2 separate regions of the Homo sapiens genome follow, and region 1 is linked to region 2. Evidence: chromatin contacts called from ENCODE Hi-C or POLR2A ChIA-PET data. All regions are on one chromosome and are shown on one strand. Each heading gives the region's core, a stretch centred on a gene start or an enhancer-like site at or near the end of the contact. The rest is flanking DNA. Distances are from core to core; before and after follow the strand shown. Region 1 holds the start of LOC107984486 (a long non-coding RNA gene). Region 2 overlaps CREBL2 (cAMP responsive element binding protein like 2).

The links. A loop is a pair of places that touch in the nucleus more often than their neighbours do. ChIA-PET counts read pairs that join two places held with the same protein, here RNA polymerase II (POLR2A). Pooled maps may share reads with other maps.
Region 1: a loop to region 2 is called in a map with no recorded cell type, with 6 times the contacts of the local background. The contact joins two enhancer-like sites. A Hi-C loop is called at or near these places in 1 of 168 maps with a recorded cell type or tissue (CD14-positive monocyte), 16 of 37 single-sample maps with no recorded cell type and 10 of 50 pooled maps. POLR2A ChIA-PET finds 5 or more read pairs at or near these places in 10 of 52 experiments (AG04450, Caco-2, H1 and 5 more).

Annotation. Positions count from the first base shown.
Region 1 is chr12:12,581,386-12,587,626 of GRCh38, forward strand. It overlaps LOC107984486 (a long non-coding RNA gene), which reads right to left and starts at 5,573. Exons shown (of 3, transcript XR_001749010.1): 1 at 4,916-5,573. RefSeq lists enhancers at 2,058-2,117, 3,672-4,173. Within about 2 kb of position 1,767, at least 8 of the 41 ENCODE cell types and tissues checked have a DNase peak (open chromatin) inside an H3K27ac peak, as active enhancers do.
Region 2 is chr12:12,642,162-12,648,832 of GRCh38, forward strand. It overlaps CREBL2 (cAMP responsive element binding protein like 2), which reads left to right. Exons shown (of 4, transcript NM_001310.4): 4 at 1-2,947. Among named protein-coding and RNA genes, the nearest start is that of CREBL2, 34 kb to the left of the region's middle. RefSeq lists an enhancer at 1,151-2,350 and a silencer at 3,375-3,434. Within about 2 kb of position 3,895, at least 2 of the 41 ENCODE cell types and tissues checked have a DNase peak (open chromatin) inside an H3K27ac peak, as active enhancers do.

The sequences.
Region 1 (6,241 bases), core at 517-3,016, 63 kb before region 2:
AAATATACCAAAGCCAGAATTTTTTTTATTTTTGTAAGGGGTAAAAGGCCATGAGTACTATTTTAGGAGTACCAAAAGTTCAAACACTGTAGTTGGAAATGGATAAAACCTCAATACCTTTGAATCTGACACTGAAATTTAGTATTTCTATCTTTTAAGTTCTTTTATCTCAAGGTATATAAAAGTGCTCCAAATAAATATGTCCAAATCTTGGGATTTTCTTTTTTTTTGACATGGAGTTTCACTCTTGTTGCCCAGGCTGGAGTGCAATGGCGTGATCTCGGCTCACCACAACTTCTGCCCCCTGAGTTCAAGCAATTCTCCTGCCTCAGGCTCCCAAGTAGCTGGGATTACAGGCATGCACCACCACGCCCGGCTAATTTTGTATTTGTAGTAGAGACAGGGTTTCTCCATGTTGGTCAGGCTGGTCTCGAACTCCCGACCTCAGGTGATCTGTCTGCCTTGGCCTCCCAAAGTGCTGGGATTACAGGCATGAGCCACCACGTCTGGTGAGCATTAAAAATTTTGTTATAAATTTCAGCATTAAAAAATGTGTTAATGGTTGATCCTAATTTTCTAGTGGGTAGGAGGTTAGCTTTAGTACCTGATTGAAAGAAAACAGCTTGAAAAACAGGAGAGGCTAGCACTAAATTGTTTTATGACTTTGGGCAGGAGACTCAAGAGAAGGAAAATAGAGAGCCCAACAGGTATTGAGCATCTATTATTGCCAAGCACTGTGTTTGCATATATTATTTCCCTGAGTTTTTACAACATTTCCTGTGGGTCGCCATTGTTACACTTTAAAGATGAGGAAATCAAGGCTCTGAGATGTTAACAGACTCTCCCACAATCGCACAGCTAAAGGGTAACAGCACTGGGATTAGAGTCCAGTACTGCCTAACTCCAAAGCCCATGCATATGCTTTCCACCACCCTCAGCTGCTCTTGCCTTGTTTCCTCATCTACAAAACAAGGGAGTTCAGTCAGATAATCTCTGATGCCCCTCAAGTTCTACCTGCATGGCCTTTGTGGTTGGGAGGAGAAAGGGGAATCAGGGCAGGGTCTCCGGCACTGTGCTGAGTGGTCTTCTTCTGAGTGGGAAAGCAATGAAACCACGTGTCTTACTGGTGCTGTACTGACTCCCTGTCCTGTGAAAGAAGGCTGCTGCTGCTGGCAACACTGCAAATGACGATGGGACTCCCAGGCCCACAGCCCTCAAAAGGAAGTGAGTCTTCTCATTCTCCTTTGCAGGGCCACTTTTTATAAATTTACATTTCCAAAACCAAATCCATCAACATTTACTGTTGAGAATTTTATTGTGCCCAACACTGAGTTAAATGGTATTGCAAGGCTCTATATACAATAGCAAGGAAGTATAAGATGTGGTCTGTATTCTCAGGAACTTACAACTAGCTGGGAGAACACAACACACAAAGCAATTTTTGAAGGACACTGTATAATGCAGGACTGAATTGTGTAGTCCAGATGATATGTACTACAGGAGTGCAGAGAAATGGGCGTTCAGTGGGGGCTACAGCACCCGTGAGAACTGGAGCAGAGACAACGTTATTCACCTTGCATTCTTGACTAGTCTTTCTTGGCCTTTTCTGTAATTGTGAAACCCTGGTATGACTCTTTGACATAGTTCAAACATTCTCTGCTTTGCAGGCTGCAGTGATGTCCTTCATATCACGTCATCTTAGTGCCACTTCATCTTTATTGGCATGTGTGGGAGGAACAAAACCCCAGTGGTATGCAAACACCGTCATGGGGACTTGCTTCAAGCCATGGGAAGTTTCACGCAAAGCCAGTTTCTCAGTAGGGCAAATGTTGTGTAAAAGTACAAGAAGTTTGAGAAACTAGTTAAAGGCAAAGCCTGTCACAGCAAGAATGAGATTTGAATGGGGACACTTTCCTGTCTGTGTCAGGGATGGTCTGATGGTCTACTCCCAGCCCCTCACCTTCGGAGCCCCTGTGCTTAAGTACTTCGCTGACAACATGGCCCAGAGGCGAAAGGACCTTGTCCAATGCAGCAGGAACTTCTTATTCCCAAACCCTCTGCCCACCCTCATAGGCCAGTCTTTTGATAAGAGGCTGTAGACCTGAAAAATTATTCTAGAATGTTGGATCTAATAGATTTAATAGTCACTATATATTTACTGCATGTTCTGAAACAAGGCTGGATTGAGGACTGTTTTCATTTGAGCTGAAGACACAAAATGAATATACAGGAAACAGCAGCTAAGTGTACCTGACAGATTAATGGCATCAAGTGCTAAGCCAAGGGTAATTGGTTCAGAAAAATGAGACACTGATAAGTACAGAAGTAATGAGGGAAAGTGTCACCAAGCCAACGTTTAGGAGAGACCTTAAAAAATGGAAAGAATCTGGATTGGCAGGAAAGAGAAATTATGACATTCTAGAAATGATATAGTACCTACTATTTCATGTGATGAATTATAAATTATAATAGGAAACCATTATCAAAGGCAAGAAAAGTGAAAGATATATTCATGGAAAACCAAAGCAGTCAGCCTGTCTGGAGGAAGGGTGGCATAAGAATGTACATAGCAAAAATTAATGGGAAGTTAAGATCATCTGAATAAGATGAATTCATCAACATACTTAGGCTGGGCACGGTGGCTCATGCCTATAATCCCAGCACTTTGGGAGGCTGAAGTGGGTGGATCGCTTGAGCCCAAAAATTCAAGACTAGCCTGAGAAACACAGTGAGACCCTTTCTCTACAAAAATACAAAACAATTTAGCGGGGTGTGAAGGTGTGCGCCTATAGTCCCAGGGAGTATAGTACTTGGGAGGCTGAGGTGGAAGGACAGCTTGATCCTGGGAGGTCGAGGCTGCAAGTGAGCTATGATCACTGCACACCAGTGTCGGTGACAGAGTGAGACACTGTCTCACACAAACAAACTTACCAAACATATATCAAGTGCTGATTACACTAGGTCTCTTGCTGCATAATTATAATAGTTTACACCTATTAAAGCTTACAATGTGCCTTGCACTGTGTTAAAGTGCTTTACATATATTATCTCATTTAATTGTCACGACAGACCTATGAGGTATATGTTACCTCATAGGTAATGTATCCATTTTACAGATGAAACTGATGAAACCCAGAGAGGCTAAGGAACTTGCTTCAGGTCACATAGTTACTGAGTGGGAAAGCCTAGTATTGAACCAAGTAAGTCAGCCCAAACACGGGTTCCGAGCACAATGCTAAACTGTCTCCACAGATATTACTACAATCTCATAAACTTCCCTATGACATAGGTATTATCACCCCAGTTTTGCAAATGGGGATTCAAGGTTTCGAGAGTCAGTGAATTGCCCAAGGTCATTCTGCTGAGTACGGGGCTAGGATTTGAAAGCAGATCCACTAACTCCAAGTCCATTAAACTTCCCATTACAATATAGCCACCTGGCAGAAATATTGTCTAGTATGAGATCAGATTAGAGGAAATTTTGACAGCAAAGAAGAGCAAGAAGTCTATATGAATAGGGAAGAACTTCAGGGTTTTGAATAGACATGATTTGATTAATGAAGGTAGTCTAGGTCTGGCCTCAGTCTTTCACAGGTAATTGAATCAGGGAAAGGGTAGACATGAACAGTAGATGATATTAGAGGAAGTAAGGACCTAGAAATGGGCATAGGAGAGAGGGAATGACAGAAACAAGATCAATATTTGAAGGAAAACCTGATTGTTCTAGGGGCTGAACAGCTGAGAGTGATGAAAGAGGAGATCAAATCAAAGAGGAATTTGCTTCTCTATATCTAAATAACTTCATGGACTATTGACAGGGACTGACAGTTTATATGAGCAGCTGATTTGTGGCAAAAAAAAAAAAAAAAAAAGAAGAAGGTTGTTTTTGGACATGTTGCAATCTGCTTGGCAGAACAATGACCTGCACATTCCAGAGGAAATGGCCAGTAGGCAGTCAGGGAAATGGGATTGGAGCTCAGGTAGAGAGCAGAAGCTGTCAATAGTATCTGACAAATAAGCTCTGCAAGGACCACTGAAGGGGCAGACAAGTCACATCCCAAGAAAAATAGGGTTTTTTTTTAATAATCAGAATGCGCCAGGAGTCAGCAGAGAACCAAAATGCACTATAATGAAAGAGATCAGGCCCAAGGGCAAGCCACAGGTCAAGATAAGTGGTTAGGGACAATGCAGAGATAAAAATTAAAGGGATGCAGCAGCAAATCTGATCTCATCAGTATCAAGGATAAATGACCACAGAATAATTTCCTGTCCTGTTTCTGGTATTTTGGGGTATTCCCCTATTGCAGGAGCCAAATCCACTTAACTGGATGACGCCCTCAGAATGACCCTGCAGAACAACCAGGAATCTTCCTAGCAGGGAGTACACAGTCTACATCAGCACAGGGAGAGAATGAAAGTTATCAAAAAGGGCCTCTCCACTGAATTGTACATGTAAAAATGGCTAAAATGGTAAATGACATTTATGTAGATTTTACCAAAATTTAAAAGGGAGTCTATCTCTTGAAAAGATAAACATCTACGGATTCCCCCAAAATCTCCAAAAGTTCACCTAATTACCATCTCCTGGACTTCCCCTGTTTGTTAAAGATCTTGATTTCCTTGCTTAAGTTGGTGGCTATGGTGCTAAAGGGATGAAGATACTTAAGAAACCATGGAGGCTGCAGCTACCTGGTGCCCTTGTCCCTTCCAGTCTGGGAAGGGAATGGGATAGTTGGTTGTGGTCAGTTTGCTGTGGAAACTCCTCTTCTGGCCTTTCTGCTCCCTCTGTCCTTTTTTCAGAACTTTGAGAACATGACACATTGGCCAATGCTCCACCCTCTGTGACCTCTTCTGCTTGACACAATTAAGAAAATGAGCCATAGAGCAACTCAGCCAACACCTGGAAGGGACTTACCTGAGACAGGAACCTGAGAGTCCTGTAACTTCAGTTCTTGCTCACTGCCCTGTGCATATGGCCTTAGAATCCTAGGATCCTCTTTCTGACTTTACAGAGATCACCTCCAAGCCTATATCGAATTCCTTTCCTGATCAATATATAATGTGTTCTTAGTTCAGGGGGCCTTCACAAACCAGGGCAACCCAAAGGTGCTCAGCTCCTACGCTCTTGGAAGTAGCAAGGTGGGGCTCCTCTTCATCTTGTAAGTAAGGAAACAGTGGCCCAGGATCAGTTCAATGGCTTGCCCACGGGCATATACCTGGCTAATTGCAGAAGGGGAAGGAGATGCAGGCCTTCTGATCCACTCTCCAAATCTCTGTTAGTTAGACAAAGAGATCCCAGCTGAAATATTTGGAATGCTATTTTTACTGAAGCTTTGCTTTCCCCCAGATTTAGTCTCTTTTACTGCCTTTTTCTCAAAACATATTTAAACTGCTTGGAAATGCCAATTAGGGGTCTAAAATAGAATGATAACTGCACCGATCAATTGGGGAAGCTCACTGGTTACCCACAAAACCATCACAGACCGCCTATTATGCTGTGGCTAAAACTCGGATCCATGCCTTCCCGCAGCCTCATATGGCAGAGCACCCCAGTCCCTCCTGTCGTTGCCCCATGTTGGCCTTGATGTCTGCCTCTGAAATCCTTGATTACCAACGTCAACAGGCAATTGGCCAGCTTAGGAGGGGCCTTCCAAGGCTATGGCAAGATAGAAGAATGACAGTACAGCTCATCATAAACGTATTTATCAGGCAAACTTCAGGAAAAACTGGTTTCTCAGGCTTGCCACCTGAAGCAAAATAGTTCTGGGTGAAGCTTGACATGGTGTATATCTGTGGGTCAGGTCAGCACACACACAGAAAAAGAATCTTTTTTGTTTTCTCTTTGGAGATTATCCAAACTATAAAGTTAACCAGAGAAATGAATTATCTGTTTTAGTCAAGCCTATATTTCTTTCCAATGGTCATTTTCTGGAAATGCAGGAATTCAAGTTTAGAACTTCTAAGTGATAGAGTCATATACTCATAAAATAGTAGCACTGTATGGGACCCGGAAATTGTCTAATCTAGCGTCTAATTTTGCAGATAAGAAAGCTGAAGTTTCCCATTATTAAATGAATATTGTACTTCCATGCAGGCAGAGATTGCACTCATTTCTTTACAAGCTGAAATTACACTGTTGGCTCCCATGGCACTGGCAGCCAGCCTAAATAAAACCCATAATATTTTTCATATAAACTGCTCAGCTAGATTTTCCGCATTCCAGGTTTATACATAAATTTCT
Region 2 (6,671 bases), core at 2,645-5,144:
GATCTTGCTTTAACTTTCAACACTTAGAAAATCTACAAACATTCAGACCTGTCTGGGTTGGTATTGCCACCCATGACATTTAACATGTTGTGATGCTTGAAAACACAGGAGTAGAGAAAATCGATGAAGATTGTATTTTTGCACCTTAACTCCACATTGCTTTATTGGTTAATTTATATTCTTTCCATGTAATTCATGTAATTGTATGTCTGTGTGTGTTTTATGTGTCACCACCTTTCATGTTTTTGATTGCCCTACAAAGAGAAACCAAATGAGCTGATTACTGACTATAAGTTCTCAGCCTTTATGGACCTAATCTTATTTTTATTTACTTGAGTAATGTTTATTCTCTGCATGAACCATGATTTCTCCTGTGAGCCATTCCAGCATAAGCTGTGAATATGTATTAACAAATATATACATTTCTATTTTTATAATCCATAAGGATATGCCTGTTTTAAATAACATACATATTAACAATATCTATCAGGAAAACCCTCAAGACAGCTTCTAGTTAAAACCTTTGTTGCTGTCCTCTCAAACTATATTTATAAAAATTTGCTAGGGCCAAATCCATACTTGCAGAATAATTCATCAAATTTTATTTTTAAGTGAAAAGTAACCTTTCAGGCATTTCAGCAGCATACATTGACAATCTAGGGTATATATGTATGTATGTTTCTTATTGTATGTCTATATATGTATGTGGGGAGGACAGGAGTGAATGTTCACACACTTTTCTTGCGTACTCAACTAAATTGGAGAATGTTTCTGAAGAAAATTGGATGAAATTAGCTGCTGAGATTGAGTTTCTGCCTTAAAATCTGAAACAAAAAAAGGGACAAATTGCTGGTAGATCTACTGACTGTAGCCATCACCAGAACACTTAGTTTCTTCCCAGACATGAATTTCCTGACAGGCTCTGAGCCAGAAACACACTGTGGGCGTGCATCTGGTTCAGCCCTGGATATGCCTCCACTGTGGAGGGAAGCATTGGAACTGGAGTTGTGCACAGCACCGCAGCTAGTGGGCCTGGCTGGGGGTGCAGAAGGGCAGGGTAGTTCTTTCCATTTCCCCTTGCAGCTACACTTACTTTCTCCCTGACTACCAAATGGAGTGACGGTTGAAGAATCAAGCTCATAATATGATACACCCAGACAGACCCAGAAATCTTTTGATTTCCCCAGCGAGATACTTACCACTCTCTCTTCTCTTTCCCATGGTTAAAACAGGAGTTGTGTTCTCTGTCGCTGCTAAATTATTCTTCACTTGAGTGAAGCAAATATTTAGCTTCCAAATAAAGTATATTTTGTTCTGAACTGGCAGTTTAAGAGGAGATACCGTAGTCTAGATTGTCTTTGAGGTAGAATATATGATGGACCACATAGTTTAAGATTACAAGGTACTTTCCCTCTTCTCTCAGGCCATGCATTTGAATAAAGTGCCTCCCTTAGCCTGAGCTCCTAAAGACCTCTTGTACTTGGTTGCAAACTCAGATCTCTAGTCTAGTCTAGTCTAGTCTAGTCTAGTCATGTGTGACTGTGTACTGAGATACCACTAGCCCAGTTTGCTGGGTCTCTATGTTTTGGAAGTTGGGGGTTTAATAATATTTAATGTCTTTTTAGGATCATAAACATAAATAGGTTTGTTGATATTCAGGCCTTCAGAATTTAAGGGTTTTAAATATAGCATTCAGATTGTAATTGGTATGTTTTTGCCATCTGGTCCACTCAATTGTATATTTTTATTTTGCAAAACAACCCAAAACTTACTTTATGTTGCTTTGTTCAGTACCTTTTGAATTCCCCCAGAAGAGTTGTTTTCAAAACAAACATTCCAGAATGAATGTCGCTCTTCAATGGAACGTCTTTATTGTGCTTGAAGTATTTCTTCTCTGGTTGTAATTCTAAATTACAGAGTCATTTGAGCTTTCTCCCCTCCCGCTAGTATCTTTACAGGAGCAGGGAAGAGCAGTAGAGGATGTATAATTTTGGGCGAAGTTAAATTACAATTTATTTGAGGTTATTCCTAAACCTATTTATTTGGTGTTTTGGAGGAGATCACACACTAAGAGAACGTTGATTGCCTCGGCTATTGTGCTGGCTGGACACTTTGGTCACTTTTGAAGCATGTTAATAAATGTCACTGATTAAAACAGCTGGAGCATTTCCTTCCCTTTCCAGTGAAGGAGCAGCATAGTGAAATCCTGGCACCCCTCACCTTTTTGTGATGACAAGATGGCTGACAGTCACGGAGTCCAGGAGAAGGTGCTGCTCTCCTTGCTTTCTGAGTAAACAGAGTAATGTTTTTTTTCTTATTTTCCCAAAGAAAGAAAAGGGGGAAAATATATTTGTATGTTTAGACCAGCCAAATTCTGTCATTATTTTAGTATCAACCTGCTGTATATTAGAGCAACTGAATATAATATGGAATAAGTTTGACCAGGTCAAGTTTTAGGATATAGTTGAATTTCTTTAAAAAGTTTTCTATTTTATCTAAAATCTTTCCATTATATCTAAATTAGAATGATCATCCTGCGCAAATTCAGATTACTGTTTGCTGGCTAATTGACAGTATTTCTCAGCATCACTATGTAGCATTCTGTTTTAGCATCTTTGAATTATGATCATTTGATTTGGCTAATTACAAAAAGTACAGGTTTAAACTGGACTTAGCTTGAGTTAAAGGCAAAGAAAATCTAAAAACATAAATGTTATATTTCACAAGAAATCAGTTGCATATTATCCATTACATATTTAGTTTTAAAAGGAGGAGTCACCTTGAATTATTTTCTGAGTCACCTTGAGTTATTTGATCTCTCAGCCTGCTTTCTCATCTGTAAAAAAGGGGGGAGGATAACTTTCACAGGGTAATTGGTAGGCTAAATAGGAGTTACAGAAAACTGTTAAATAGGGAAGAACTACATTAAATTTAAATATTCACATTATGCCTGTGTTTGACTATTGTTAGCATTTAAGTCACTAAAGATCAATATATTTAATGAGTTGGACTCTAAATATGTGGTACTGTAGGTATCACATTTCCCAAGTCTTTTTAGCTATATCATGTCTATCTTCGGAATGGTATAGTCGGGGGCCCTTTTTATCAATAATAGCCTTCTATTAATTAGACTAATTTTAAGAACAACTAATACTTCAACTGGCAATATCATCCTATAATTATCCACATAAAGTAGTCTTTCAGGCTGCTAGGTAACTTGGCTGTCTTCTATTCCATCCGTTTTATTTAACTACACGATGGTCATGAATCAGTGGCAGGACTGCCTTGTAAAGTTGTGCTGATTTTGCACTGCACAAAAGTACATAGTTAAGGAGGCGAATGGACTTTAAAATCTAGTTCACATTCCCCTCAACAAGCTACGTGTGGAGGAAGGGGCTCTTGCCTTCTCACCAAGGTGTACATGTGGCACAGGTCTCCCCAGAAGAGGTGTCTTTTTCTAATTTGCCCAAAGGGGATACCTGTCTTAATACATCCACCAGGGGGTGCCTTTTTAAAAATGTGCAAAGCCGTGGTGTGTTGCAGCTGGCTTTTGCTGGCTCCCCAGAGGAGAACCAATTGTGTGCATCTCTTCCCAACTTGATGTTCAGTGACATCAGGTTGGTAGCTTTTAATGGACAATGGTAGGAGTATTTGTATCATAGAAGTTAGTAAATGCTGCAAATTGTGGATCCCCCACCCCCTCAGTCAGTTTCTAACACACCACTGAAAAAGGCCCGATGTAGGCTAGCATTGCATTTCCCAGAGCAGGCACACTGGAGTCCTAAAATGTGTATGATTAAAGGACACATAGACCTGGAAGAACTCTTTTTATAAAGCTGTAGGCAGCTTGGAGTTGTCCGTATCAAATTCAGATTGGTTCACAGACATATGGTAGTTCTGACTCAGAAACTGTTACGGGTCACAGAAAAATACACAGTCCAACTCTAGAAATGACTAGGAAGTGAATCAGCTGAATTACTATTTTTGAGATGGAGTCTTGCTCTGTCACCCAGGCGGGAGTGCAGTGGTGCCATCTCAGCTCACTGCAGCCTCCACCTCCCGGGTTCAAGTGATGCTCCTGCCTCAGCCTCCTGGGTATCTGGGATTACAGGCATGCGCCCCCACGCCCAGTTAATTTTTTGTATTTTTAGTAGGGATGGAGTTTCACCATTGCTGGACAGGCTGGTCTTGAACTCCTCACATCAGGTAATCTGCCTGCCTTGGCCTCCCAAAGTGCTGGGATTACAGGAGTGAGCTACCACGCCCAGCCGAATCAGCTGAATTCTTAAGCCTTAGCATAAAAGCAGGCACAACTAATACACCTACTGTGTTGTGATACAGTTCACCAGACACTCCTGGATTGAGGAGGGCTGGAGCTGGACAGTGAACTCTGGCTTACAGGCCATTTTGACTTTGCAGTAAGATAAATATTTGGGCAGGAAAATTTTCCCATGATCCAACAGATCCCAATCCAATCTTACTATGCCTCGGCAACCCTTTCCTGAGAAGGACAGCAGTGCCTGGCAAGCACATTATAAACCTGAGTCCAGGTTTATCCCCTTGTGTAATCAAGTCCATGGGCTGGATGTGACAACACATGTGCCTAAGCTAGGTAGGCTTGAATAGTACAGAATGAAATAGGCCAAAAGGCTGTCCCAAGCCCACACTGAGTTTCAGATCTTACCTCTTAAATGGAACAGAGACCATGCTTGTCAGCACCACAAGAAAAGTTTGTACAAGACTTGTGGCAATAAATAGATACCTCTAAACCTGCTCATTCTCAGGCCAGGACAGGCCTCAGCTGCCACAAAGGAAGAGAGAGAATGTTGAAAAAGTAAGGAAGAAAGAAAACCAAAAGATGGCCAAGCCTTCTTTCAGAAGGAGGAAGATAGTTCATATGGGGGCTATATTAGTCCATTCTCTCATTGCTGTAAAGAAATAACTGGCAGAGCTTGCAGTGAGCCAAGATCACACCACTGCACTCCAGCCTGGGCAACAGAGCAAGACTCTGTCTCAAAAAAAAAAAAAAAAAAAAAAAAAAAAAACAAAAACTGAGACTGGGTAGTTTATAAAGAAAAGAGGTTTGATTGGCTCACATGTGGTTCTGCAGGCTGTACAGGAAGCATGACTGGGGAGGCCTCAGGAAACTTACAGTCATGATGGAAGACAAAGTGAGAGCAGGCATCTTGCATGGCAGCATTGGGACCAGGGATCGGGGGTACCACACGCTTTTAAATAACCGGATCTTGTGAGCACTCACTATACAGCACCAAAGGGGGATGGTGCTAAACCATTCATGGGAACTCCACCCTCATGATCCAGTCACCTCCCACCAGTCCCCACCTCCCAACACTGGGGATTACATTTTGATATGAGATTTGGTGGGGACCAGATCCAAGCCATATCATTCTGCCCCTGGCCCCTCCAAATCTCATGTCCTTCTCACATTGCAAAGTATAATCATCCCCTTCTCAGTAGCCCCCCGAAGTCTCAACTAATTCCAATATTAGCTCAAAAGTCCACAGTCCAAAGTCTTATCTGAGACAACACAAGTCCCTTCCACCTATGAGCCTGTACAGTCAAAAACAAGTTAGTTACTTCCAAGATACAAAAGAGGTACAAGTATTGGGTAAATACTCCCACTCCAAAAGGGAGAAATCAACCAAAAGAAAGGGGCTACAGGCCCTATGCAAGTCTGAAACCCAGCTGGGCAGTCATTAACTCTTAAAGCTCCAAAATCTCCTTTGACTTCATGTCTCACATCCAGGGCACACTGGTGCAAGGGGTGGGCTCCCAAAGCCTTGGGCAGCTCTGCCCCTGCGGTTCAGCCTCCATGGATGCCCTCATGGGCTGGTGTTAAGTGCTAGTGGCTTTTCTAGGTGCATGGTGCAAGCTGTTGGTGGCTCTACCATTCCAGGGTATGGAGGATGGTGGCTCTCTTCTCACAGCTCCACCAGGCAGTGCCCCAGTGGGGACTCTCTGTGGGGGCTCCAACCCCACACTTTCCCTCCTCAGTACCCTACATGAGGGCTCTGCCCCTACAGCAGGCTTCTGCCTGCACATCCAGGCTTTTCCATACATCTTCTGAAATCTAGGCAGAGGCTCCCAAGTCTCAACTCTTGCACCCTGTGCACCTGCAGGCTTAACACCATGTGGAAGCTGCCAAGGCTTATGGCTTGCACCCTCTGAAGCACCAGCTTGAGCTGTATCCAGACACCTTTGAGCCATAGCTGGAGGTGGAGTGGTTGGGATGCAGGGAGCAGAGTCCTGAGGCTATTCAGGGCAACAGGGCCCTGGACCTGGCCCATGGAACCATTCAATCCTCCTAGGCCTCTGGGCCTGTGATGGGAGAGGCTGTCTCTTAGATCTCTGAAATGTCTTGAGGGCTTAACCTCATTGTCTTGACTATCAGCAATTGGTTGCTTTTTACTAAGTAAATTTCTGCAGTGGGCTTGAATTCCTGCCCTGAAAATGGGCTTTGTTTTTATACCACATGGCCAGGCTACAAATTTCCCAAACTTTTATGCTTTGCTTCCCTTTTAAATATAAGTTCCAGTTTTATGTCATTTCTTTGCTCATGCACATGAGCATATGCTGTTAGAAGCAGCCAGGCTAAATCTTGAATGCTTTGCTGCTTAGAAACTTCTTCCGCCAGATACCCTAAATCATCA